5 separate regions of the Homo sapiens genome follow, and all the other regions are linked to region 4. The links are chromatin contacts, found by Hi-C or POLR2A ChIA-PET in ENCODE. All regions are on one chromosome and are shown on one strand. Each heading gives the region's core, a stretch centred on a gene start or an enhancer-like site at or near the end of the contact. The rest is flanking DNA. Distances are from core to core; before and after follow the strand shown. Region 1 holds the start of ZRANB1 (zinc finger RANBP2-type containing 1). Region 2 overlaps FAM53B (family with sequence similarity 53 member B). Region 3 overlaps CTBP2 (C-terminal binding protein 2). Region 4 holds the start of EEF1AKMT2 (EEF1A lysine methyltransferase 2). Region 5 overlaps CTBP2 (C-terminal binding protein 2).

Evidence for each region. Hi-C counts contacts between places; a loop is a spot of excess contacts on that map. ChIA-PET counts read pairs that join two places held with the same protein, here RNA polymerase II (POLR2A). Pooled maps may share reads with other maps.
Region 1: a pooled map shows a loop between it and region 4 (2.0-fold over the local background). The contact joins the promoter of ZRANB1 here to the promoter of EEF1AKMT2 in region 4. A Hi-C loop is called at or near these places in 2 of 50 pooled maps. POLR2A ChIA-PET finds 5 or more read pairs at or near these places in 7 of 52 experiments (AG04450, GM12878, H1 and 4 more).
Region 2: a pooled map shows a loop between it and region 4 (2.1-fold over the local background). The contact joins the enhancer-like site here to the promoter of EEF1AKMT2 in region 4. A Hi-C loop is called at or near these places in 6 of 168 maps with a recorded cell type or tissue (dorsolateral prefrontal cortex, endothelial cell of umbilical vein, mammary epithelial cell and 2 more), 1 of 37 single-sample maps with no recorded cell type and 14 of 50 pooled maps. POLR2A ChIA-PET finds 5 or more read pairs at or near these places in 6 of 52 experiments (H1, Panc1, T-cell and 3 more).
Region 3: a pooled map shows a loop between it and region 4 (2.3-fold over the local background). The contact joins the enhancer-like site here to the promoter of EEF1AKMT2 in region 4. A Hi-C loop is called at or near these places in 2 of 168 maps with a recorded cell type or tissue (K562 and mammary epithelial cell) and 2 of 50 pooled maps. POLR2A ChIA-PET finds 5 or more read pairs at or near these places in 1 of 52 experiments (BJ).
Region 5: a map of chondrocyte shows a loop between it and region 4 (2.1-fold over the local background). The contact joins the enhancer-like site here to the promoter of EEF1AKMT2 in region 4. A Hi-C loop is called at or near these places in 2 of 168 maps with a recorded cell type or tissue (cardiac septum and chondrocyte) and 5 of 50 pooled maps. POLR2A ChIA-PET finds 5 or more read pairs at or near these places in 2 of 52 experiments (A673 and H1).

What each region holds. Positions count from the first base shown.
Region 1 is chr10:124,939,120-124,943,731 of GRCh38, forward strand. It overlaps ZRANB1 (zinc finger RANBP2-type containing 1), which reads left to right and starts at 3,004. Exons shown (of 9, transcript NM_017580.3): 1 at 3,004-4,188. The coding sequence starts at 3,375.
Region 2 is chr10:124,639,260-124,643,706 of GRCh38, forward strand. All of the region lies in intron 4 of FAM53B (family with sequence similarity 53 member B), which reads right to left. Among named protein-coding and RNA genes, the nearest start is that of FAM53B-AS1, 63 kb to the right of the region's middle. RefSeq lists enhancers at 613-1,352, 1,984-2,033, 2,831-3,568. Within about 2 kb of position 1,837, at least 24 of the 41 ENCODE cell types and tissues checked have a DNase peak (open chromatin) inside an H3K27ac peak, as active enhancers do; they include ovary, where a contact is called at or near this core.
Region 3 is chr10:125,035,111-125,039,766 of GRCh38, forward strand. CTBP2 (C-terminal binding protein 2) reads right to left here. Exons shown (of 11, transcript NM_001329.4): 3 at 3,887-4,045. The coding sequence starts at 3,944. Among named protein-coding and RNA genes, the nearest start is that of MIR4296, 4.6 kb to the left of the region's middle. Within about 2 kb of position 1,726, at least 10 of the 41 ENCODE cell types and tissues checked have a DNase peak (open chromatin) inside an H3K27ac peak, as active enhancers do; they include mammary epithelial cell, where a contact is called at or near this core.
Region 4 is chr10:124,788,130-124,793,243 of GRCh38, forward strand. It overlaps EEF1AKMT2 (EEF1A lysine methyltransferase 2), which reads right to left and starts at 3,758. Exons shown (of 7, transcript NM_212554.4): 1 at 3,595-3,758; 2 at 2,144-2,209; 3 at 914-1,028. The coding sequence starts at 3,704. RefSeq lists enhancers at 3,710-4,434, 4,062-4,371, 4,435-5,114 and a silencer at 3,872-3,931.
Region 5 is chr10:124,990,803-124,995,405 of GRCh38, forward strand. CTBP2 (C-terminal binding protein 2) reads right to left here. Exons shown (of 11, transcript NM_001329.4): 7 at 3,667-3,881; 8 at 3,053-3,183; 9 at 2,400-2,527; 10 at 1,893-2,010. Among named protein-coding and RNA genes, the nearest start is that of MIR4296, 40 kb to the right of the region's middle. Within about 2 kb of position 1,854, at least 10 of the 41 ENCODE cell types and tissues checked have a DNase peak (open chromatin) inside an H3K27ac peak, as active enhancers do.

The sequences.
Region 1 (4,612 bases), core at 1,754-4,253, 150 kb after region 4:
GAGCCAAGATTGTGCCACTGCACTCCAGCTTGGGTGACAAAGTGAGACTGTCTCAACAACAACAAAAATCGTGTTTTTTTTTTTTTTTCCTTTTTTGTAGTGATGGAGTCTTGCTGTGTTGCCCAGGTTGGTCTTGAATCCTGGACTCAAGTGATCCTCCCACCTCATTCTCCCAAAGTGCTGGGATTAAAGACTTGAGCCACTGTGCTTATTATCTAATATAAGGCACATCTCAAAACTCTTGAGCTTGGTTTTGGTATTGCTTAGTTACCTGGATTTTCAGAGGTTGGTGGGCTAATTAGGCAGCTGTCTGTCCATTATTTTACCAGGCATTTATGACAGTGATTATTTTTTATGACAGTTTTTTGTTTGTTTTTTAAATCAGCCTGGACATTTAAATATATTGTGCCAGCATATTAGTTACATGAAGATTAGCTAAGATAACATAAGGTTACGGGCTGTTTAGTTGCACCTACAAACATAGTAAGACTTATCAAAACAAGTATGGATTTTGAATGTGAATATTTTAAAAGATATATTGAAATTACTTAGAGTAGCCCTGGATATATGTTCATTATGGCATTTATCTTGTTAATAAGTTTCTACATGCTCATTTTAATTTCCAGTAGCATGAGCAAGTAACTTATATTTCATTCCCGAGAAACTAAAAGAATCTGCCTAAAGAGTATGAAAATTGCCATTAAATCTGTATTGTCTACTTTCTGGATGGTTATATCATTATAGTTCTCTGCTCTTCCACACATTTTTGGGCTGCTATCAGTTTGTAAGTAATCATTATACAAACTAAATTTAAAAATTTAAACAAGATAATTTTATATTACTTGGATCAGGGAAAAAAATGCAGTTGCTGAAGGTGGTTTCATAGCTAAATATAAGCAATTATTTTGCTTTTTCTACTTTTTTGGATTTTATCATCTTTTCCCTTTTAGTAATAGAGTAATACAGGTAGGAATTAACTTAGCACTGCCAAATTAATAGTAATATTAGAACTGTGTACACAGCACAGGGTTAAGGTTATATAGAAAAATGTCTCATCCATGTTTAATTTGGCTGACCAGCCCAGTTGATTAGCCAATTTTATTGTTTTGTTAAATTAAAATTCTAAATATAGTTGTCCATTGTTAAAATAAGTGAGTAGGGTTAAAATAGAGAATTGATAAAAATAAAGCCTTAAAAATCTTTTAGCTAAAGTAGCAGGCTTCAAGTGAAATTCAGTTTTGGTCTCCTTTACAGGAATAGCTATTCAGTCAGACAGAACCACTTATCACGTTTTGCAGTATCTCCTGAGGAAGTCAGAATTCTGAGCCAGCATGAAGACGGAATCTTGTCTTTGATCTGATTTGCAAACCGTACTTTTATTCTAATCATGTGCAAGGTGGAGGTTATAGCGTGGGAACTAAAATCTTAGTAAGTGTGGTTTTTATTTTAGCTATTAAGTAGTATACTTTCTTATAGTGATTTTTTTTTCTTCTTAGCAGAGTTCACACTATAAATGGTGTATGGACTTGGCAGGCAGGAACATAATACAGTATACTTCAAAAGTGAAAGATTTAGGCCAGGCGTGGTGGTTCATGCCTGTAATCCTAGCACTTTGGGAGGTCGAGGTGGGTGGATCACGAGGTCAGGAGTTCATCAAGAGAAGCCCGGCCAAGATGCTGAAACCCTATCTCTACTAAAAATACAAAAATTAGCCGGGCATGGTGGCATGCACCTGTAATCTCGGCTACTTGGGAGGCTGAGGCAGGAGAATCGCTTGAACCTGGGAGGTGGAGGTTGCAGTGAGCTTAGATTGCACCACTCCACTGCATTCCAGCCTGGGCAAAACATAGCAAGACTCCATCTCAAAAAAACAAAAATGAAAACAACAACAACAAAAAAACAAACAAACAAAAGATTTAACCCTCTAGGTTCAGGAAAAATCCCTGAGAAAGAGAGAGCAAAGCTTCTATACTCTGCCTAGGATTTCTTTCTCTTTCCGGGTGAAAAATAGGTGTTGGGATGATACTGAGTTGATAAAAGTATTTAGGAAAAGTGGCCAGTGTCTAAATTCAAGCCATTAAAAAAAAAAAAATTAAATTTGTTATGTAAGTTGCTTCATTTATGAATTAGTTGCCATTAAATTATGAAGTCTTTCTTCATTATAGTGTAGTGTTAGCCCATTGTTGAATCCTAGAAATCTTTTAAGTAGTGTGAATATCTTTTAAATATGAATTGGATTTTTTGGGGGGCAGGGGATGGAGTCTCACTCTGTCACCCAGGCTAGAGTGCAGTGGTGCGATCTTAGCTCACTGCAACCTCTGCCTGCCGGGTTCAAGCAGTTCTCTGCCTCAGCCTCCTGAGTAGCTGGGATTACAGGCACCTACCACCATGCACGGCTAATTTTTGTATTTTTATAGAGACGGGGCTTTACCATCTTGGCCAGGCTGGTCTTGAACTCCTGACCTTGTGATCTACCCGCCTCAGCCTCCCAAAATGCTGGGATTATAGGCTTGAGCTACTGCCCCCGGCCATGAATTAGATTTTGAGTATATTTTAAATATTCAAAATTTAAAATATTTTAATTATGAACATTCACAATTATATTGGAATGATTATGCTACTGGTTATTTCAGTGACCTTCCACAGATTTAATTTTCCCCAGTACAGTCTTCTTTTTTTTACTCCAGATAGAACTAGATTTTGAGGCTACAGATTATCAAGGAACTACCTATTTCATAATGTTACTTTGTTAATTGTAGCCATTACTTCTCAACATGTTTCTTTACTACCTGTGCTAATTAAGAACAGTGGATAATTAGCATTTTAAGTTGCTTTTCTCCCTTAGCGAGAATGATAAAATAGACGTTGCTTGATCTTCTGAATTCATGAATCATAATCTGTGTTCATAATTTGAGAATGGTTATGTGTTTAAGCTATTTTTTAGTTTGTGTTGTTTCCTCTACCTTTGTCTCTTTAAACTATTGGTTACTTTTCTAAATTGATGTGATGGCCTCCCTGAAATTAAACATTTCTATTAGTGGCTTCCCGTTAATCTCATCCTTCTTAGATCAAACCTCGTTATATCTCCTGCCTATCTCTTTTGCATTCCAAAGTTCAGTTTTATTAAATCCCAGGGTCTAAGATTTTTTCTTTGAGAATTTATCTCCAGTGTTTCTATGGAAATTAAAAAAGAAAATTAGGATAATTCAATGTCGAAATGTTGCATGCATCTTTTGAGAAATTTATATTTTGTAGGTTGAAGGACTTGCTTTTTGGGCAGCGTATTTTTGGAGGTGGAATGTAGTTATTTTAATAACCATGTCCTAATTATTTATAGCTTCCTGCCTGACACAGCTCACTTCAAGAAGTGCACAATGTCAGAACGTGGAATTAAGTGGGCTTGTGAATATTGTACGTATGAAAACTGGCCATCTGCAATCAAGTGTACTATGTGTCGTGCCCAAAGACCTAGTGGAACAATTATTACAGAAGATCCATTTAAAAGTGGTTCAAGTGATGTTGGTAGAGATTGGGATCCTTCCAGCACCGAAGGAGGAAGTAGTCCTTTGATATGTCCAGACTCTAGTGCAAGACCAAGGGTGAAATCTTCGTATAGCATGGAAAATGCAAATAAGTGGTCATGCCACATGTGTACATATTTGAACTGGCCAAGAGCAATCAGATGTACCCAGTGCTTATCCCAACGTAGGACCAGGAGTCCTACAGAATCTCCTCAGTCCTCAGGATCTGGCTCAAGACCAGTTGCTTTTTCTGTTGATCCTTGTGAGGAATACAATGATAGAAATAAACTGAACACTAGGACACAGCACTGGACTTGCTCTGTTTGCACATATGAAAACTGGGCCAAGGCTAAAAGATGTGTTGTTTGTGATCATCCCAGACCTAATAACATTGAAGCAATAGAATTGGCAGAGACTGAAGAGGCTTCTTCAATAATAAATGAGCAAGACAGAGCTCGATGGAGGGGAAGTTGCAGTAGTGGTAATAGCCAAAGGAGATCACCTCCTGCTACGAAGCGGGACTCTGAAGTGAAAATGGATTTTCAGAGGATTGAATTGGCTGGTGCTGTGGGAAGCAAGGAGGAACTTGAAGTAGACTTTAAAAAACTAAAGCAAATTAAAAACAGGATGAAAAAGACTGATTGGCTCTTCCTCAATGCTTGTGTGGGTAAGTTTCTGTATTCTGCATTTTTTGCGTGGGATGGGAAAAGGTAGTAAAAATGATATGAAAAGAGCTGGGTGCGCTGACACACGTTTGTGGTCTTAGCCACTTGCTTGAAACCAGGAGTTTGAGGCTGTAGTATGCCATGATCGGTCTGTGAATAGCACTTGCACTCCAGCTTGGGTAACATAGTGAGACTGTGTCTCCACGCACATGCAAAAATGTGAGTGTGTGTGTGTGTGTGTATATATATATGCGCAAAGTCACTAGCATTTGATTCATTCAGCACGATAGCTGTACTTTCAAGTATGCATACATAAAAATTTGTGTATTTGTGATCTTGTCGTAACTTTGTACTAAATTGCCCACAATTAATTGTGTTCATGTCTCTCCATTACTGGGGGCAGTGGAAACGTTTAAGTTAAAGCAA
Region 2 (4,447 bases), core at 587-3,086, 150 kb before region 4:
GGATTCTGTGCCAGGTTCAGGCACTCAGGAAATGTTTCCTTAAAGAGTACTGGAGGTGCCAGGAGATCCCCAAGAGGGCTGAGGACAGGGCCCATCCTCAGCAGTGGGCATGCAGCCCGGGGCATGCTGTTTGCCACCAAACAGACACAGAAATAGAAAATCTGCTCTGTCTAGCTGAGTGGCCTTGGGCGGGTCATGGTGGGCATCACGAGGCAGACCTCTCGAGGCAGCTGTGCAGGCTGGATCAGAAGGGGTCCTGGGAAGACCCAGCTCAAGGCCCAGGGTGCTTGGCAGGTGGGGCTCCCACTCAGAGGCCCAACTCAGGCTCCAGAAGGGTTGGCCGGGGTGGGTCTCTGTTCTTTTGACTTTCCCAGGGACACACCTCAACATAACTATGAATTTTCTGATAGGCTTTTCCCCCCCTTTCTATATTTTCCCCTTTTGTTCATTACTGTTTAAATGCTTGGCAGAATATACAAACACAGCGCCCGCATCCCAGAGTGCCTAGCTGCGTCTGAGTGAAAGTGCTGGAGACAGATGCCTGGGGCGGGCATGGGGGGACCTCTCACCTCCATCAGCTCATCATCCAGGCACAAGGGACAGGCTCTGCCAGCCTCCTTTTACACCTGGAGAGACAGAGGTTGGTTTGGGCAAACTCCCACCGAGAGGCAGTGGCAGGGCCAGGTTCAAATCCAGATCTGTCTGTTCAAAGCCTGCACCCACCCTTAACCACCACGCTGCACCTCACTGCTACCATAAAATACCAGAATTCAGGATGGCAGAAAATCACTTTCTACCCCTAGGAACCCCCAGCAAGCCTTGCCTGCTGCTTGGTAAAAATTCCCAACTACAAGGCTGAAAGCCCTTGGGCAGAGCCACCACACCAACTGGAGCAGCAAAGAAGGCAATTCAGGGAGCCCTGACGGCTGCACCTTGCTACAGGTGCATTCTCAGGTGCACCCCGTGGGCTTGTCTGCGAGTGTGAGGAGCAGCACAGCCTCAGGCCCTCCACACCTCTCCGGCCAGCACCCTCAGCCTGCACAGCTCTGCGCGGCAGGTTGGGGAGGGATCGTGTTCCTGAGCAGCCAAGCCTTGGCCCAGAAAAGGGCAGGCAGTGGCTGGGATAACAAGGGGAGTAGGGGGCACACCAAGATGGCCCCTGAAGAATGTGCAGGGCTTGGAGCCACCCTAAATCATTCTTAAATCCATGTGTTTCTTCCTGTGCAGAAAACCAACCCAAAGGTGGAGATGCCATGAATCCCACCAGTCCGTCATCCCCTAGAATCTTGTCTTGTCCTGGGAACAAAGGCAGGGCATTTCTGGAGGTTCGTTCTGGTGTCCTAGCAGCTGCAGAGCCTCGAATGATGGCAGAGCTAATGTTTACTAAGAATTTACCCTGAGCTCCATGGGATCGCCCCACTAAACCCTCACCTCAACCTTGGGAGGGGGCGCTACTGTCATCAGAGGTTTGGTGAGGCCACACAGGGAGTGAGTGGGGAGGATCTAGGTGCCAGCAGTCTGAATCCGGGATCAGGCGCTGACCACCATGCAATACAGCCCCGAGCGCAGGAAGAGAGGAGGAGGAAAAAGACAGCCCCCGCTGCGGCAGAGCAGAGTGAGGCAACAGCCCGGCAAAGGCCGCAGAGGGCACGCCCCGCTGACCCCACACTAGGAAGAGCCCTCAGCCAGATGGGAGGAAGGGACAAAGGCTGTGGGTATTTTACTTTCCTCTGGAGCATACCCCGCCTAGGTGACAAATGATGTGTGTGGGAGAGGCTGAAAGCACCCAGAAGACAAAACCAGTAAGACAAAACAGGAAGAAACCAGCACAGTGCCCAGAGCAGACACCCTCAGGGGCTGTCCAGAGTCCCGGGCAGCCTCCAACGGACCCCGACTGGCTCTCATCCAGTTCCTTCCCTTAAAGGTAAATGCTCACACGTCACACACATACCTCTTCCTCGATATGTTGGATTCACTTCAACATGTTGCAGTTTCTACAGTGACCAATAATGCTGGGGCCAGTTTAACTCTGAGCCCCCAGTAACCCTTCCAGTGCAGATGGGAAGTGTGAGCTGTGGTGGAATAGTGAGAACACTACCCCAAGACCAGCTTCAGGACAGGGCCCCAGCCTCTGGCTGAGACCATCACTGGCTCAGCCCAAGTTAGGAGATGAGCCAACTCTGTCCTGGCACCAACATCTGGTGCTTCAGAGAAAGCACAGAACCCACTGGGGAGGTGCCTCTCCTTCTATCAGCAAGTGGCTACCACAAAAAGGAACTGCCAGACAACCATGTGTCATCACTGAGGCCCATGTTCACTAGAAAACAGGAGCCGAGAGTCACGGGGAACTCAGAGATAAGATTCTAAAATCCTCGAGGGAGCAACCACCATGGCCTTAGGGGAAAAGCACCACCCACCCCCAACACACTGGATCCACTGTGCCTGCAAGAGGCCCCTTCCTTGGGAGCCAGAGAGGAGAGGAGCCCCTTCTTGACCCTCGGTCCCAGGTGTCAACAGGTGGGTCTTATTAAGACGGCAAGCACTGATAAGACTTACAGGTCCCATGAACTAGATCCTAACTATGTGCTGGGCACTGCGAAAGGAACTTGGCACACCGCGACTCGCTGGTTCCTCCAGAACCCCCAGGAGGCCTGTGCCAGTGATACTATTTTATAGTTGAGGAAACAGAGGCCTAGAGAGGCTGAGGAACCTGCTAAGGTCACCCAGCTGGAGAGCCGGAAGCCTAAAGCAGGTACACAACTGAACAAATGGCGTGCGTGCATACACGTGTGCATACATGCCCACCCTGAGAACGTGAGTGTTCCTCGAGGAAGAATAAGCCATCGGAGCCCTAACTGACAGTCACCACAAGTGCAGTCAGTGGCTGTGCCGGGCAGGCTCAGACCACAGGGCGGCCACTTCTGTCTCTCACCCTCAAGAACAGTAGCCCTCCCTGCTGAGAGGCTTTACGGGCAAGCTGCCATGCCAGCAGGTCCTAGAGATCTTAACAAAGGCACGGGCTCCAGGGAAGGAGAGGACAGCCAGAGCGCCATGCGTGTGAACACGTCCACAGTGACGGGTCTCACTCTCACACCAACGCCTCTCCGGTGGTTGTGACAAAAGCAAGCCAGTTTCAAGGGTGGGGCAGTGAAGGCAGTGACTCTACCAAAACAGAAGGGCAGCCCGGCATAGCCCAGATGTCACCTTCTCAAGCCTGATGACTCCCATCTGCAGAAGCTGCCCGGTGGCCCAACAGGCAGATGGGTGCTCAGGCTGGCTTGCAGGTGTCCCGCTCTGCCACAGCAGCCAGAATGGTTGCCATCCTTCGGCAGCAATGTCCCTGAGTGAACACGGAACCTGAAATCCCCGTGAGTCAGGATCCCCGAGACACAGGGGCACGTGCAACTGCCGATCACAGAAGCTTTCAGACAGTGACTCCAGGCAGAAAGGGTGGCCTTCTCTTCTTATGCAGTGGAATTGGTTCTCATTGTAAAATTAAATAGGAGCCAAGAATTGTCCCCATAACTGTTCCTGCAGGGTGGAGGTCGGTCTAGGAGAAACCTCTTGAAGCTGCAGCACACGGCTCTCTGGCAGTCCGGCAAGACTGCCTTTCTCCTTTCCGCATTACATGCACTCCTCTCCTTCCTTCTTTCATCTCTACCACTGTCTCCTCTAAGTAAGACCCCACAGTGTTTTCATGAAAGCAAGAAAAACGGACATTCCTGACGGTATCGTGGGACCTGTCGAGGCAGAATCGCTCACATATGCCTTTTTTCTCACTGTTAGCTTGAGATGATCTTAAAGAAAGAAAAGAAAGAGCACGAAAAGGACACACAAAACACAAACAAAAATGTCTCTTCCTAGATGGCCGACAGGAAATAAAGCTGTCTGTCTCTGGAGAGAAACGTCAATTGTTGGAACGCTCAGGTTAAGGGAGAATCACAGAATCAAGGATCACACTCACCCAGCTGAAAGCAAGAAAGCAACTTCCAATTGATTGAGGGGAAAAAAATTAATTGCAGCTTTAGAAAAATCTCTTCTGTGAGGCTGGGCTGTGGGGCCATTGAAGCCCAGGCGGCTCGGCAGGGCCCTCAGCAGTTCTCCCTATTCACGACGCGCAGGTGGCTGATAAATTTCCCAGGGTTTCTCGGCGCGGTGATTGCGCCTGGCTCTTTCAGCGTGGCTGCAGGAATCTATACAGGTCCACTTAAATCAGTCTGAAGCTGTGAAAGCCTCCATCACTCGTCGCCCGGGCCCGGCCGCCCAAACAGAGCCCCGGGAGGGCCAGCGGGGGGGTGCAGGGCTGGGAGGACAGTGCCAATTAAAAATCTGAGCCTGTGGGCCTTTCTCTCTCTTGTTTTCATTCCTACAGCTACATTGTGTCCACTGGCAGCGGATTCCAAAGGCGAAGAGGCTGCATTCACGGCCCGGAGCTTTAGAGCCGCCA
Region 3 (4,656 bases), core at 476-2,975, 240 kb after region 4:
CCCTTCCACCTCATCCCCGGCAGCATCTTCTCAGACTTCTCATCCTCCTGCGACAAAGGTGATGCAGAATGAGATTCCCAGACTTTCTAACTATCTATGTGTTTCACAGAAACCAGCTTGTCTCCTTTTTCCTCATATCCACCCAACCAGCTCAACGTTCTCATTCCTTTTATCCTCTGTGGTCGTGAGAACATTCCAGAGGTGCGGAATGTTTCATGAGCTTGTTTATTTAAGAGGAGGTCCCTTTTATTTTTGCAGAGGAAATGGAGAAGCACCCTCCCTGAGTCATGTTACAAGGGGACTACTCACAACTCAGCTGATACCATCCTCGGGGGACCATTTTCCACGTCTCTAACACATTCGAACAAAACGCAGTAAAACGAAACACATACTTTTTTCAAGTTGCAATCGCAACAGCCGCAGGAAAGGGGAGCAGTGTTTACAGACTGATTCTATCATAATCCACAAGAAGCAGCTCTAACAAAAAGTTACCACCAACAACAGCCATTGTGGTTTATTAAGTTCTACAAACCCAGGGCTCTGCAAGATGCTCTTCTGGGTTCCCTTTGCAATGCTGAGTGATTGTTAGCTAGCCCTCATTTCCAACCAATAGATGTTTGGGGCAAACCAAAGGAGCTCTGGCATAATGCGATAAAGTAGGTACTAAAACCCTCCAGCTGGTGCAGTTCACAATGTCAATTATGTCAGCAGACTAAACAGATAGGAAGATCTCCATTATACTTGAGAATGAGGAGACCACAATCTTGTTCTGATCAGCCTGTGTTACGAGAGGGCTCCTTCGTAATAATTCTTACATGGTATTATAGGATTGCTTGATAGCAGGCATCAGAAAAAAAAGGAACAATTATAAATAGCAAACTCAAAGAGTTACATTAAAAAAATTAAAATGTGGCTTTTACATTGGCTAGAAAGACCATTATTCCAGCTCATTTGGCTGGAGTCCCAAAGACTGTCTGTGTCCTGCTCTCCGAGTAGAGACACAGCCTGGCGGAGTGAATCCCCACGGCAGATTCTGGGCACACAGAAGGATCAAGCTCCATGCCACTTTTTCTTGCTTTGAAAAGTTTCAAAGAGGAAGGGGCTGGACAGGCCTTAGAAAACAGGGAAAGGTTGTACAAGTATCTGTGCAGGGGTGATGCTCAGATTCCAGCGGAGTACCTGGAGTGGGACCCTGGAGAGGCCTGCCTGATTCCAGCCTAGGGACCCACGACCAGGGCTTGATGTTGGCATTGTGTAGCAGGCGGGAGGGGACGAATTTTAAGGAGCTGGTGTATCCAGACACCAAGAGCAGGAAGACAAAGTTCCTACAAGCCTGGGAGCAGACCGGGTAAGCACAGCAGAACATGGCAGCTTCATGCTTTTAATCATTTAGAAAGAAAAAAAAAACAAACCTAAGGGACGCAGAAGTCCCTGTGTCAGGTGTAGGCAGTGGGGAGGGAGAAAAAAACAGTTTGACAGGCTCTCTGCATATCAATACAGAACATTCTACAAGTAGTTGATAGAATAGAAACATGGTGAGAATTCAAAGCTAGAGGGGGTGTGTGTGTGTGTGTGTGTGTGTGTGTGTGTGTGTGTGTGTGTGTGTTTGTGTGTGTTAGATGTTCAAGGCCTTCAGGTGGAAGAAAGAGCTGAATCCAACAAGCTGGTATGAGAGAAGGCCAAACAGAAAAAAACAGACTGCCCGGGTTCCTGGGTGCAAACTGCCTACTGCTCAACGCCTCTCTGGCAGCACCTGTGAGATGGGTGCCACCTGTCCTGACCCATAACAGGTGCCACAAGGACTAAGTCAGCTTATACATAGGAGGAGCACCAACAAAGCACTTGGGACCAACTGTGAGTACTTAATGAGATGCCTAGGGAGCTGACATATAGATGGTGACCCACACTGGAGTAACTGCATTTTGGCCTGTCTGCGTTGATAGTTATTGAGAAATTTAAAATATATAACTGCAAATGTATCTGGAACACCATGCATAGACAAGGTAATGCAAACTTCTGTTATAAAAAATTGGCTGAAAATTTCCTATTACACATGAAGGGGGTGGGAAGGTTGGTGAACCATCCTTCAGCACCTGTCTGGATGGGACAGAGGGTCTGCAAGCAGACAATGGTTTTGCCCAAGTCAGGTTTATACAGCCATGGAAACACACAGAGGAAACGCTGCTAGCTCTTCAATCCCATTCTAGTTTCTGATGCAACATCCCTGGAGAATCCTGGGTGCAGGGGGTGGAGTCAGCCCCAGAGGCATTCCTGCTAGTAACCTTGGAAAGCTGAGTCACGAGCGTGTTCCAGAAGCAAGTACTCAGTAACCTCAATCAAGCACCTTTACAGTGGAAGTCAAGAGTAAATTTTACAACTCCCCATACAATCTGGTGAACCTATACTGTGGAATAGTCTACAAATCAATGGGGCCTGGGCTCTTCAGTAAGTCCAATGTCTCTGAAAGTCAAAAAAGCCCAGGGGATAATTTTAGACTAAGGAGACTAGAGAGATGTAACAACTAAACACAATGCGTGACCCTTATCTATTGCACAGGCAAAGAGACGTGGAGGAAATGCGAATATGCAGCCTATACTAGACAATACTGTCCCTGAGGTTAGATTCCTGGGGTTCATTCCGGTACTGGGAGCAGTACGAAATTGGATAAAAGGTGCCATGCCATAGGTAGTCCAGAGTAAAGTGCTGCCCCTGAATTTTTTCAGATGGTTCTGGAAGAAAATCCATCATCTACTCACACAGTGTCTATTTATATGTATATCTCTATCTTTATCTCCCCTCAAAAGAATCTGGAAAACTGAATGGAATATTGGTGTTCACTGTACCATCCTACCAACCTCTCTGTAGGTTTTTATAATTTGTGAATGTTTACTTTAAAAAAACCCTTTAACGCCAAACTCCTTATACTGAACCCCAGGAATGTCAGTGCTTTTGTGTTCTTGCAGCGCAGAGTTCTGTGAGGCCATGGAGTCACTCAGCAGAATGTCTATGATGTCCCCACCCCGTGTGGCATGAGCCACATCTACTTATAGGACAGACAATTCCATATGGGCAGCTGCAGGGGAAGCCCTGTGGGTTGCATATTCCTGTCCACAAACTGGTGGGTCAGCTACTAAACTTCAGCGTGTGCGTGAAGGGTGCAGAGGGGGCTGCGGAGCCATCTTCGCTTCCCTCCGAGAGCCACCCTGTAGGGCAGTACCAGCAATCACCCTGAGCAAAGAGCAGCCCTGTAGCACTGACCCCATCTGGCAGGTGCACTCACCCCTAAACCCGAACCCACACGCTGGTTTCTTACCACCCGCTAGCTGGAAGAGCGCAGTGCTTAATCAACACTTCAGAGTTTTGTCCCCAGGTTTCCATTAGATTTTAATTATGTTTATTTTTCCTTTCATGAACAGAACACTTCCAGACATTTCCAAAGATACCAGGGACATGAACACACCACGAGGGGCAATGCTGGGCTCTTCAGGAATCTCATAGTATCAGGGAATTCAGCATTGTAAATATCTTAATCCAAAACAGGTAAAGTCCTGAGATTTCAGGAAGTGAAAAAAGATGGTCCTAATCAACACCATCTTTTATATGCAAAATAACCTTAGGTACATGGAAGACATAGACCTCAGGGCCCACCAGCCCTGAAACTGTCCTCCTAGTCCCCAACCCCGCCCCAGAAGCCAGGCCTTGTCCTAAGCCAAGGCCAGGCCCACGGCCAAGGACACCCAGCAGAGGGTGCCAATGGTATGCAGTGTTGGAATCGGAGGAGGGACTCTGGCTTGGGGAGTGGCACAGCCAACTCAAGGGAGCAGCCAGCGAAGATTTGAGTGAGGGACTACGTATGTTTGGTAAAAACCGCCAAACACGCTCTTACCTTCACAAATTCTGTCCAATCGCTGTCTCTTGACTTTGTGCTTATCCACAAGGGCCATTCTTTATGGAACTTTGCAACTCTCAGATCAAAAGGCAAAGCAGTCCTCTAAGAACTTAGGGGAACTTGCAGGAGTCTGCGTGCATGACGCCACTATGAACCCTGAAACAAGGAGAAAAGAATCCTTACTCTCTGGAGACCCTCTGGGCACAGGACAACAGCTCACTGGGGACTTAACTGCTACTTTCTATAAGGGAACCTGCCATGCGGACACATGGGACTTGCTCTTTTCCCAAAGCACTGGGAATGGAGGCTGCACCAAGTGCATCTCAGCCGCCTCCTGCTTCTTATCTCATAATAGAAAGCAAGTGAATGCACACAAGACAATCGTCAGTTATTTCTGGAAGCAGCAAATTCCAACAGATCTCTTGCTTTTAACTTTAGGGCTATAAATTCCAATTTACTGACCAATTTGAAGTGTAATAAATTATATTCCAGTGGCAGAGACCAAGTGACAGCCAGTTGGACCTGCCCCAAACGCACTCACACTGAGATGCAGACGCACACCGTGGCGACTCGAGGGGCTCTGCGAAGGCCTGCTGCCAGGTGAGTTACAACAATGCTTTCCAAAACAGCCGCGCAGGGGTCAGGGGTCAAAGCCACAGCTCAGCACAACACAAAACCCTGACTCTACCACGTGAGAACGCGGGTGGGAAGCCCCAGCAGCTCCTAACCAACGTTCCTCCGATGCCGCCTTCCTGAACCTTCCTTGC
Region 4 (5,114 bases), core at 2,508-5,007:
AATACTGCTTCAGCCTTCAGGCCTTTAGATAATATTTCCATTAGTTGAAATCTTCTCCCTCTTTACACGCCACTAGGTCACCAAACTGTCCCTGAAATTTCCACCCAACTTGGATATTTACTCCTCCAAGATGCTTCCCTACCCCTCCACTCCAAAATTAATCACCCTCTTTTCTATATTCAGTGTATTACTGCATGCATCAAGTGATGGCACAACTGTCCATATGTCAGTCCATACTCTATTGTAATGTAAACAATTCAAGCACAAAGTCTAAATTTTCCTGTTGCCAATGCCAAACATGAGGCTTGGCATGTGGTGGTTACTTAACAAATTTCACTCTTATGTTTATTTCTGTACTAATTAAGACTGTAAAATTATCTAGGATGAAGCCTAAGTCTTATAATTCCTCCACAGCACACAGCATAGCAAGAGCACACTGCAGGCATACAACAGTGATGGTTTAGCTAGCAGTGGAATGTTTACCGAAACACAGTTCCATGGACAAAATGCACTTTTCAAACCATATGCTTACCTATAAGATAAGATACGTATGTCCTACTGGAATTGCAAAAGGTCATCTTTATATATATATATATATATGCATTTCTAGAGTTTTGAGCTACAAGAAACCAATAGCAATCACCTAGTCACAACCCTTAGGAAAGAACAGAAGCCTAGAAAAATTAAGTGGCTTACTCAAGGTTAAGACTATAGCCAAAAGAGTCAAGACTAGGACTCAGATTGCCTAGGTTCTCTCACAATCCATGTAGCCTCCCTTTTGTACTATCTGACTTCTCCAAGTATGACTGCTTTACTATTTTATATTTAGATGGTTAATATCCTCAATTGCAGGGCCTTTAAAAATTTTCCTTTTAAAATTTGTCTTTAACAAACAAATACTAAAAGTACCAACAAGTTCAACCAGGAAAACACCATTTCCAGTTCCAATATCAAGCACTGAAGCATCCAGTGGAATCTTGTGTTTCTGCATCCACCTTATTAGTCGATTCATACTCTCTTCTCCAAACCTGTTAGAGAGAATCAGTCAAATAACTGAGGGATACAGAGCAAAAGTCACCACTATATTCCATTTAAGCTATTTATACCATATGCTCAAACTCTTATTTGAAAGTGAAAACATCTGTGACTGCTTCAGCTTTGTCTCTACTGTAATTTAGGAGAAACCACCTCCAGGAATACAACAGAATAGACAAGGTCAGTATGTTATTTACTAACATTTCTCTATATCAGCATTAACAGTTGTATGTGTTGGTGTCTCAGAATTTTATTGTTTATTGACAAAGGACAACTATAGGGTGAAATGCTGTCATCAAACGTAAATGTGAGATATTAAAAGAGGGCTCACACCCATTCTCCCAACACTTTGGAAGGCCACGGTGGGAGGACTGCTTGAGGCCAGGAGTTCGAGACCACCCTGGGTAACACAGTGAGACCCTGTCTCTACAAAAAAGAAAATTTGCTGGGCATGATGGCATGCAGCTATAGTCCCAGCTACCCAGGAGGCTGTGGCGGGAGGATCACCTGGGCCCAGGAGGTCCAGGATGTAACGAGTTATGATGATCATGCCACTGTACTCCAGCCTGGATGACAGAATGACACCCCACCTCTCTAAAAAAAAAAAAAAAGTAAAAAATTAAAAAAGAATAAAAGAAGAGACATACTTTAAATCTACCCACTAAAGCCAGACTTAATCCAGGGTTCCCAGGATTTTTAGGCTTTCTTTGGGTATAAGCACTTGAATATATGCATTTTTTTTTTTGAGATGGAGTCTCACTCTGTCGCCCAGGATGGAGTGCAGTGGCGCGATCTCAGCTCACTGCAATCTCCGCCTCCCAGGTTCAAATGATTCCCCTGCCTCGGCCTCCCAAGTAGCTGGGACTACAGGCGCGCGCCACCATGCCTGGCTAATTTTTTGTCTAATTTTCGTAGAGACAGGGTTTCACCATGTCGGCCAGGATGGTCTCTATCTCCTGACCTCGTGATCTGCCTGCCTCGGCCTCCCAAAGTGCTGGGATTACAGGCGTAAGCCACCGCGCCCGGCGAATATATACGTATTTTTTTAAACACACACACATATACATATAATCTTCTAGATTATAACTTGATTCTTTTCCTAACTCACCAGATTTCACCTGTATCTCCATATTCTCGGAAAGTTTGCAGTTCTCTCTCATAGACAGCATCCCAACTATGTAAACAATGAAATGCAAAGCAAGACTCTTGAATTAAACTGTATTATGAATTAAATGTATGTTTCTAATACATTACAGAGCTATTTATGACAGAGGTTTAAACATCACTAGTGTTATTAATAAATACACATAGTTCAATCTTTTAACGTCCTTGAGTTAAAAGAAGGAAATACATGGGCAAGCAGAATACGTTTATACTGTACATGTAAAGCATTTAGGACAATATCTGATGCACAACAATAAGTTTTAGCCTAAAAAAACACAAAGACATTTGTCCACGTATCCCTAAGTCCCTGACCCAAGTTCAAAACTTGATGAAACAAGCACATCTGGTCTCAAGTGTGCAGGCACACAGTCTCTTTCCTGTGCTATTTGTCTCTGCCTATTCCAGTCTTCTAGCCCTCCGTTTAAATTTTCTCTGGACGCTTTTCTTCTTTTTTTGAGACGGAGTCACGCTCTGTCACCAGGCTGGAGTGCAGTGGCGCGATCTCGGCTCACTGCAACCTCCGCCTCCCGGGTTCAAGCGATTCTCCTGCCTCAGCCTCCCGAGTAGCTGGGACTACAGGTGTGCGCCACCACACCCCGCTAATTTTTGTATTTTTAGTAGAGACGGGGTTTCACCATGTTGGTCAGGCTGGTCTCGATCTCCTGACCTTGTGCTCCGCCCGCCTCGGCCTCCCAAAGTGCTGGGATTACAGGCGTAAGCCACCACGCACCCGGCCCTCTGAATCCTTTTCATTTGCCGTCTCTTTTCCTACAATGATTCTCTAGAATCCCTGCTCCCTCTCATCCCGCCAATTTACCTCTCCCCAACTGTTCCCTGCAGCCATTCATCCACCCACATTAATTCATTTAATAATTCCTGAGCGTCTGTTTGAGGTCAGATCGCTTTCTTTCACCCCAAGATCCCCCACTATCTCCCCGCTCCCGCCTCGGGTCATCCGCTATTCCCACCCCACTTCCAGCTCCCACATCCCTCCCCTCCTACTCAGCCTTTTCGGCTCCCAGGCCCAGCACTTCTCCCTCGGTCTCTCACTCTCGCCGACCAGCCCTATTCGCCAGCCTCGCCCTCTCCCCCTTTCCCCCAAGCCTGGCCCTCAGGTTCGAGACTCCCAAAAGGCCTCCCAGGAGCCAAAGCCTGTCCCGCACCCACAAGCCCCTTGGGCTCCAATCCCTTGAAACGTCGGTTAACCGCGTAGGGCGACCCCTAGGGATTCCACTCTTTGAAATCCCCGTAAGCCCCCCGCCAGGTGGCCCTGCTCCCGTCACGCCCCCGAGGGTCTCCCTGTCCCTGAGCCCCGGGTCTCCACCCCGCCGTCCCCTTCTCGGGGCCCAGGCAGGGCGGCACGGCTCATCCTCCCCTGCCCAGCGTCACACTCACTGCTCGCGGGTCCCCAGCGCCGACGGGACGAAACCGTCCTCCCCGGGACTGCCCTTGTCCGACCGCGCCGCCACCGCAGCGCCACCGCCGCCGTCAGCGCCCGAGCTCATTTCGCTCCACGTCCTGGACGGCCGTTGGGGCCGCCATAGAGACGGGGCACAGGCAGAGCGGACGAGCGGACCGGCGCCTCTAGGCGGCGGGAGGCCGCCCTCTCGACTGCTCCAGCCCCCGCGCTGGGGCTGGGATGGGGACGCGACGCCCTCTGCTCTACCCCCGGCTCCCTGCGCCGGCGGGGACCGTGCGCTCTCCCCACAGCGTTAGTGGCATCCCCTTCGTCGAGGTCCAAGAGCGGCTGTATTTGGGGACTGCTGTTCGTGAGGGACCATTAGAGGTATTGCATTTTGGAAAACGGCTGGCTTCCGCACCGTGGACACCTAAAGCCGACGCCGCTCTACCCAAACGCAGAAATCACTTCACCTCTCCACTGCGTGCGCCTGTCTGCGAAGCGGGTGCGAGCGTCCATCCAGTTATTTGGCTCCTTGGCAAGAGGCCAACTTCGTTTCTGGCTAAGATTCTGACTTGAAAACCGCGTTCTGGCCTCTTGTGACTTGATGTCACCGGTAGACGTGGAAATTTATGTCCAGGGAAAGGAATGCCCTGCAACTCTCCACAATACGCCAAACACGGGGATCAGTGTGTTGTGGAAGAAAGACTGCTAAGTGAGAGGATGCCCGGATAAGCCTCAGCTCTGCCTCGACCCAGGCACCTGGCCTTGCTTAAGTTTGTTTTGTTTTGTTTTGTTTTGTTTTGTTTTTTGAGACGAAGTTTCGCTCTTGTCGCCCAGGCTGGAGTGCAATGCAATGGCGCGATCTCGGCTCACCGCAACCTCCGCCTCCCGGGTTCAAGCGATTCTCCTGCCTCAACTTCCCGAGTAACTGGATTACAGGCGGGCGCCACCACGCCAGGCTAATTTTGTTTTGTTTTGTTTTTTAGACGTAGTCTCGCTCTGTCGCCCAGGCTGGAGTGCAGTGGCTCGATCTCGGCTCGCTGCAAGCTCCGCCTCCCGGGCTCACGCCATTCTCCTGCCTAAGCCTCCGGAGTAGCTGGGACTACAGGCGCCCACCACCACGCCCGGATAATTTTTTGTATTTTTTTTAGTGGAGACGGTGTTTCACCGTGTTAGCCAGGATGGTCTCGATCTCCTGACCTCGTGATCCACCCGCCTCGGCCTCCCAAAGTGCTGGGATTACAGGCGTGAGCCACCGCGCCCGGCCTAATTTTGTATTTTTAGTAGAGACGGGGTTCCTTCATGTTGGTCAGGCTGGTCTCGAAGTCCCGACCTCAAGTGATCCTCCCGCCTCAGCCTCCCAAAGTGCAGGGATTACAGGCGTGAGCCACCGCGCCTGGCCTCTTGTCTAAGTCTTAACCTCTGTGTGTTTCCTCCCTGTACCATGTCAGAACTAGACGGTGTCTTTGTTCCACAAAACTGCTCCCAACCCGCGAACCGGAGATTGCATCTG
Region 5 (4,603 bases), core at 604-3,103, 200 kb after region 4:
TCTGGCCCTCTCTCTGCCATATGAGGATGTGGGAAGAAGCTGACGGTCTGCTGCCTGGCCGTCACCAGAACCTGACCATGCTGGCAGCCTCATCTCAGACTTCCAGCCTCCAGAACTGCGAGCAAGGCATTTCTTTACAAGCCACCCAGTCTATGCTACTCAATTATGGCAGCCAGAACTCACTAAGCTTTCTAGGCTGGTTGGCTATATACTCCCATGGCCTGAGATGGGAAGTGGTATGCTTGCTGGCTGTTGGCTGGGGGCCCGCCTTCCTCGGAACGCCCAGGCTCGGGCTGGTTTTATATTGCAAGCACGAAGTGCTGTGTGAGGACACACTGCATTCGCCAACCACAGAACACAGGGTCCTCGGGCAAAGTGGGACTCAGTGTATTCACACAGACTTATCATCCATCCAGGTAGAGGAGGAGGCATCTCACTATGGTAGCCACCCCACCCCCAGCTCCTGGCCTGCCATCCTGTCACCAAGACCTTCAGAAGGACTCTGGTCATTAGGGTCCCTTCCTCAGTGCACACATACTGTTCTAGGGGGCCTAAGAGCCCCAGCTTACGTGAAGGATAAATAACAATGGAGACATGGAAGAGGTGGGCCCCCAGCTCCACCCAACAGGGGAATCTGGTGCTGTGATAGGCTCAAAATACTTTTGAGGGCCAAAAGGACGGGGCTGGATGAAATGTGAAGACAGCCATGTGACCTGCAAGCACCGGCATAGCTTCTTCAAGAGTGTCAGAGCCTTCATTACACAAACTGAATGCACCCTGGTCGTCACTGTGGCTACAGCAGGGGACATGTGGCTGGAGACATTCTCAATCATCATGAGTGGGAGTGGGAGGTGCTACTGGCATCCCGTGGGTAGAGGCCAGGGATGCCGCTGAACGTCCTACAATGCACAGGACAGGCCAGGCCTCCTACGAGAGAATGAAGAGAATGATCTGGCCCCAAATATACTTATTGCCAAGAGCTAGAAACCCTGGTTTAGAATATGCAAAAATTTTTCTTAAGATTCAAGGCTGCAACTTCATTCATTTATGCATGAGGGGGCTACTGATTTTCCTGGGAAGCCAGCAATAATGGGGGGGGGGGTGTGGGAGAAAACCGATTCGTGCATGGAAAATACCACAAAAGGAACCCCTTCTCCCTGTGAGGGCTCCTGTCTTTCCCCCACTCTGCGTTCCCAAACATGGCTCCAGTTTCTCAGCTGACCCAAACTACAGGTATCATTTTTAGTGTGTGGACAAGGTCATCATCCTGAGTTGATTGTACTATCCTGAGTTGACTGTACCAGAATGCCTTCTGTGGACATAAGATTCAAATTGGAAAATGAACTTGCTCACAGGCCTTTGCACTTGAACATCTTATCTACGTATACCTTTCTCTTTGAGAAGCCCTTTTTTTTTTTTTTTTTTTGGTGGTGGGGTGGGGTCGGGGGGTAGCAGCATTGTCTCACTCTGTGGCCTAGGCTGGAGTGCAGTGGGTGATCTCGGCTCACTGCAATCTCCACCTCCCAGCTTCAAGCACCTCTCCCACCTCAGCCTCCCTAGCAGCTGAGACTGCAGGTGTGCGCCACCACACGTGACTGGGAAGCCTTCTGGTTTTAAGATGGCTTTAGAATGAAAGGCAGTTCCTAGCACCTGTGGTCAATCACATCTGACCGAACACACCCCCTTTTAAAATAGGAGCTTCTGTTTGTTCCATGAAATTAGGCATTGGAAGAAATGGGGGCGGTGTACACAGTTCCTGCTGAGAAGGCTGATTGTTCTGACCCTGACTTAGCATCTGCGGGAGGTTAAGCTTCCGCCAAGTTTGGGCTTCTCTCCCTGGCCCCGGGGCCGTGGTGCTCACAAGCTGAGACAAAGTCAGTTCCTTTTCTCACCTGTATGTGGCACCATTGAGCTCAGGATGAATTGCTTGCTGGTCTATTACTGACCAAGGCGCTGATGTGACAAAGAATTCCTTGTTCACACAATTTCTTAAGCTTTCTGGGATGCGACCTAGGGTAAGATGATTAAAATTAATCATATTATTTTTACAAATCACAGTAAGTTCAACATTACACCTGTAGCTGCTTATGTGGGGAAATAAGCATTTGTAAAAATGTAGAACATCCAAAGGCCCAAGTGCTTGAGCTCTTCAACACTGACCTTCAGCCTCTGTGTGCCCCCCGACCCCCGAGTTTATAATGTCTGGGACTAAAGGGAATGGTTCCCTCTGTGAAGTTTAGTTCAGGGCTTACGTAAATAAACAGGGCCCAACTCATATAAATTTGATGCTAAAAGTGAATTCTACCTGTCGAGAGCTGCCTGTAGCCAGCAGGACAGGAGCCGGCTGCACTGTGGAGCTGAGGCTGCCCTTGGCAGGCCAGAGGCACGGAGGGGCTCACCTGTGATGGCTCGGCGGATCTCGGTGGCAGCTGCCTCCCTCATCTCCAGTGACGCCTGCTCACTGTACCAGGCAGTGTGAGGAGTGCAGATGAGATTCGGGGCATCTTTCAACGGACCCTGAGCAAAGCTAGAAAAATGTAGAAAAAACAGAGTAAGCGGGAAATGTCGCATACGCTCCCTGCCCTCCTCAGCACAAGGGAGCTCTTGGCCATGTAGAAAAGTAGCTACATAGATAGCATGGATACAGGAACATCTGTGATGATATTTTATGAAGGCTGGGAATTTTTGAATGTAATTATCAAAGTTGTGTAAGAACCGTATAATTGGTAGATCAAAAAGCCCAATTCTATTGAAGGCTTGTCCTGCTGTAATCCAGGGCAGAGATGATGCCTGTCTGTCTGAAGACCAGAACCACTGCCACACCCCCACCAATTTTCTGCCTCTCCTTTCCCTGATGACCTCTGGGAAACTTCCAGCCCTTTTACAATTAGAATACAGCACAATCCTTAGAAGAACAGAGACTGTAAATGTCATCTCTGGAGTTTCCTGCCCAGGGACCTGTTTGGGAAAAGGGCCTCGAGTTCAAAGTGTGGGGGTCAGGTGTGGAGCTGGGCCCTGTGGGCTCCTGGTAGGCGGCTGGGGCAACACGCACCTGAAGGGCTCTGACTCATGCACGTCGAGGGCTGCCCCTCGTATCCTGCCCTCCTTGAGGGCTTGTGCTAAGGCTTTCTCGTCCACCAGGCCGCCACGGGCTGCGTTCACAAGGAATGCTCCCTGCCTCATCTGTGGAAGGAAAGAAAAGCCGGTTACAGGCACACTGGCATGGTGGAAGACTCTTGTACCAAGGTTTAAAGAAGAAAGCTGCAAGCTAGTTTTGTTGGTCTGGTGGTTTAATGTGTGTGCTGCAGTTTGAGGGAAGGGAGTGGGAAGTGTTGGTGACGGCTGGAAGCCAGGGCCGTTGCTGCTGATCCTGAGAGGAAGCAACACGGTGGAAAGGCTGGACTGTGCCGAGCTGCTGGCCTCTTTAAAGGTTCTGGGAAGCTTCTGAAGCTGGGTCCTGGCTAGCGCCTGTCCTTCTCTGCTTAGCCTGGCTCAGCCCGAGGAAGGGGCTTCACGTGGCTTGTCACTGGTTTGTTGCAGGGCCTCTTCCCTGCTCAACAGTGTATCCAGAAACCACCTCCGTTGCCCTCCGTGTCCCTCTTGTGCCCACAAGCAAGTGCTACCACCTTTCGACAGAAGCTTCCATGGCATCTATTTTCAAATTACCTGCTTTATGGTAAAGTCATTGATGAGGTGGTGGTTATGTTCGTTGAGATTGCAGTGCAAGGAGACGCAGTCGCTCTGATACAGCAAATCCTGCAGGGTGTAGACCCTCTGCACGCCCAGGGACCGCTCGATCCCATCCTGCAAGTAGGGGTCATAAAATATGACGCTGAATCCAAAGGCCTTGGCTCGAACTGCAACCGCCTGCCCCGTGCGACCTGTACAGAAACAGAGCGTCCAGGTGAGTGAGTCCACAGCCCGCGCCCCAGCGCTGCCACCTCCATTGCTTCTGAGCTGAGTCCGGGCTTGGCATCCCCGCTGGTAGCTGCTGCCAGAGAAACCGTGTGCCCAAAGCTTAGTGAGGCCTGAGGCGAGCACTGCCCGCGAGGGGCCACCATGGCCGGTGTAGGACAGGTGAGGACCGCAGTGCTTGCTGCTTATATTGGGTACAGCAGGATTTTTGTTAAAAACAAAACAAAACCCTTCCTTGTTATTGACATTTTCAAACACAGAGTGTTCTGACAAGCCCACATGCCCCTCCCATCACCACCCGTGTCCTCCGTTCCCACCCCTCTCCCCACTTCTTGTGTGCACTGCAGGCTTCTTAACATGAGCTTTGTGTTTGAAAAACTTGCTCTCAATGTCACAGGGAGTAATGTCCTGCCTCCTCATTGCTGGGCTCGCTCCTGCAAAGGGTGACATGAGCACAATGGCTCCCTGCAGGCTGGCCCGAGTGCAGACTGGCCACATGCTACTGTGTTCTGGGCGGGAGGCAGGGCACATGACCATCAGACCTGGACCTGTCCCACTGGTGGGGCCTCGCGCCCATCTGCATTATGCAGCCTGGGCCTCCCGCCAGCTATGTCACAGGATGAGGAGGTGTCTCCCACTCCCCAACGGCTGTCATTTCATAAACCCATGGGGTCCCCCTCGATAGCAC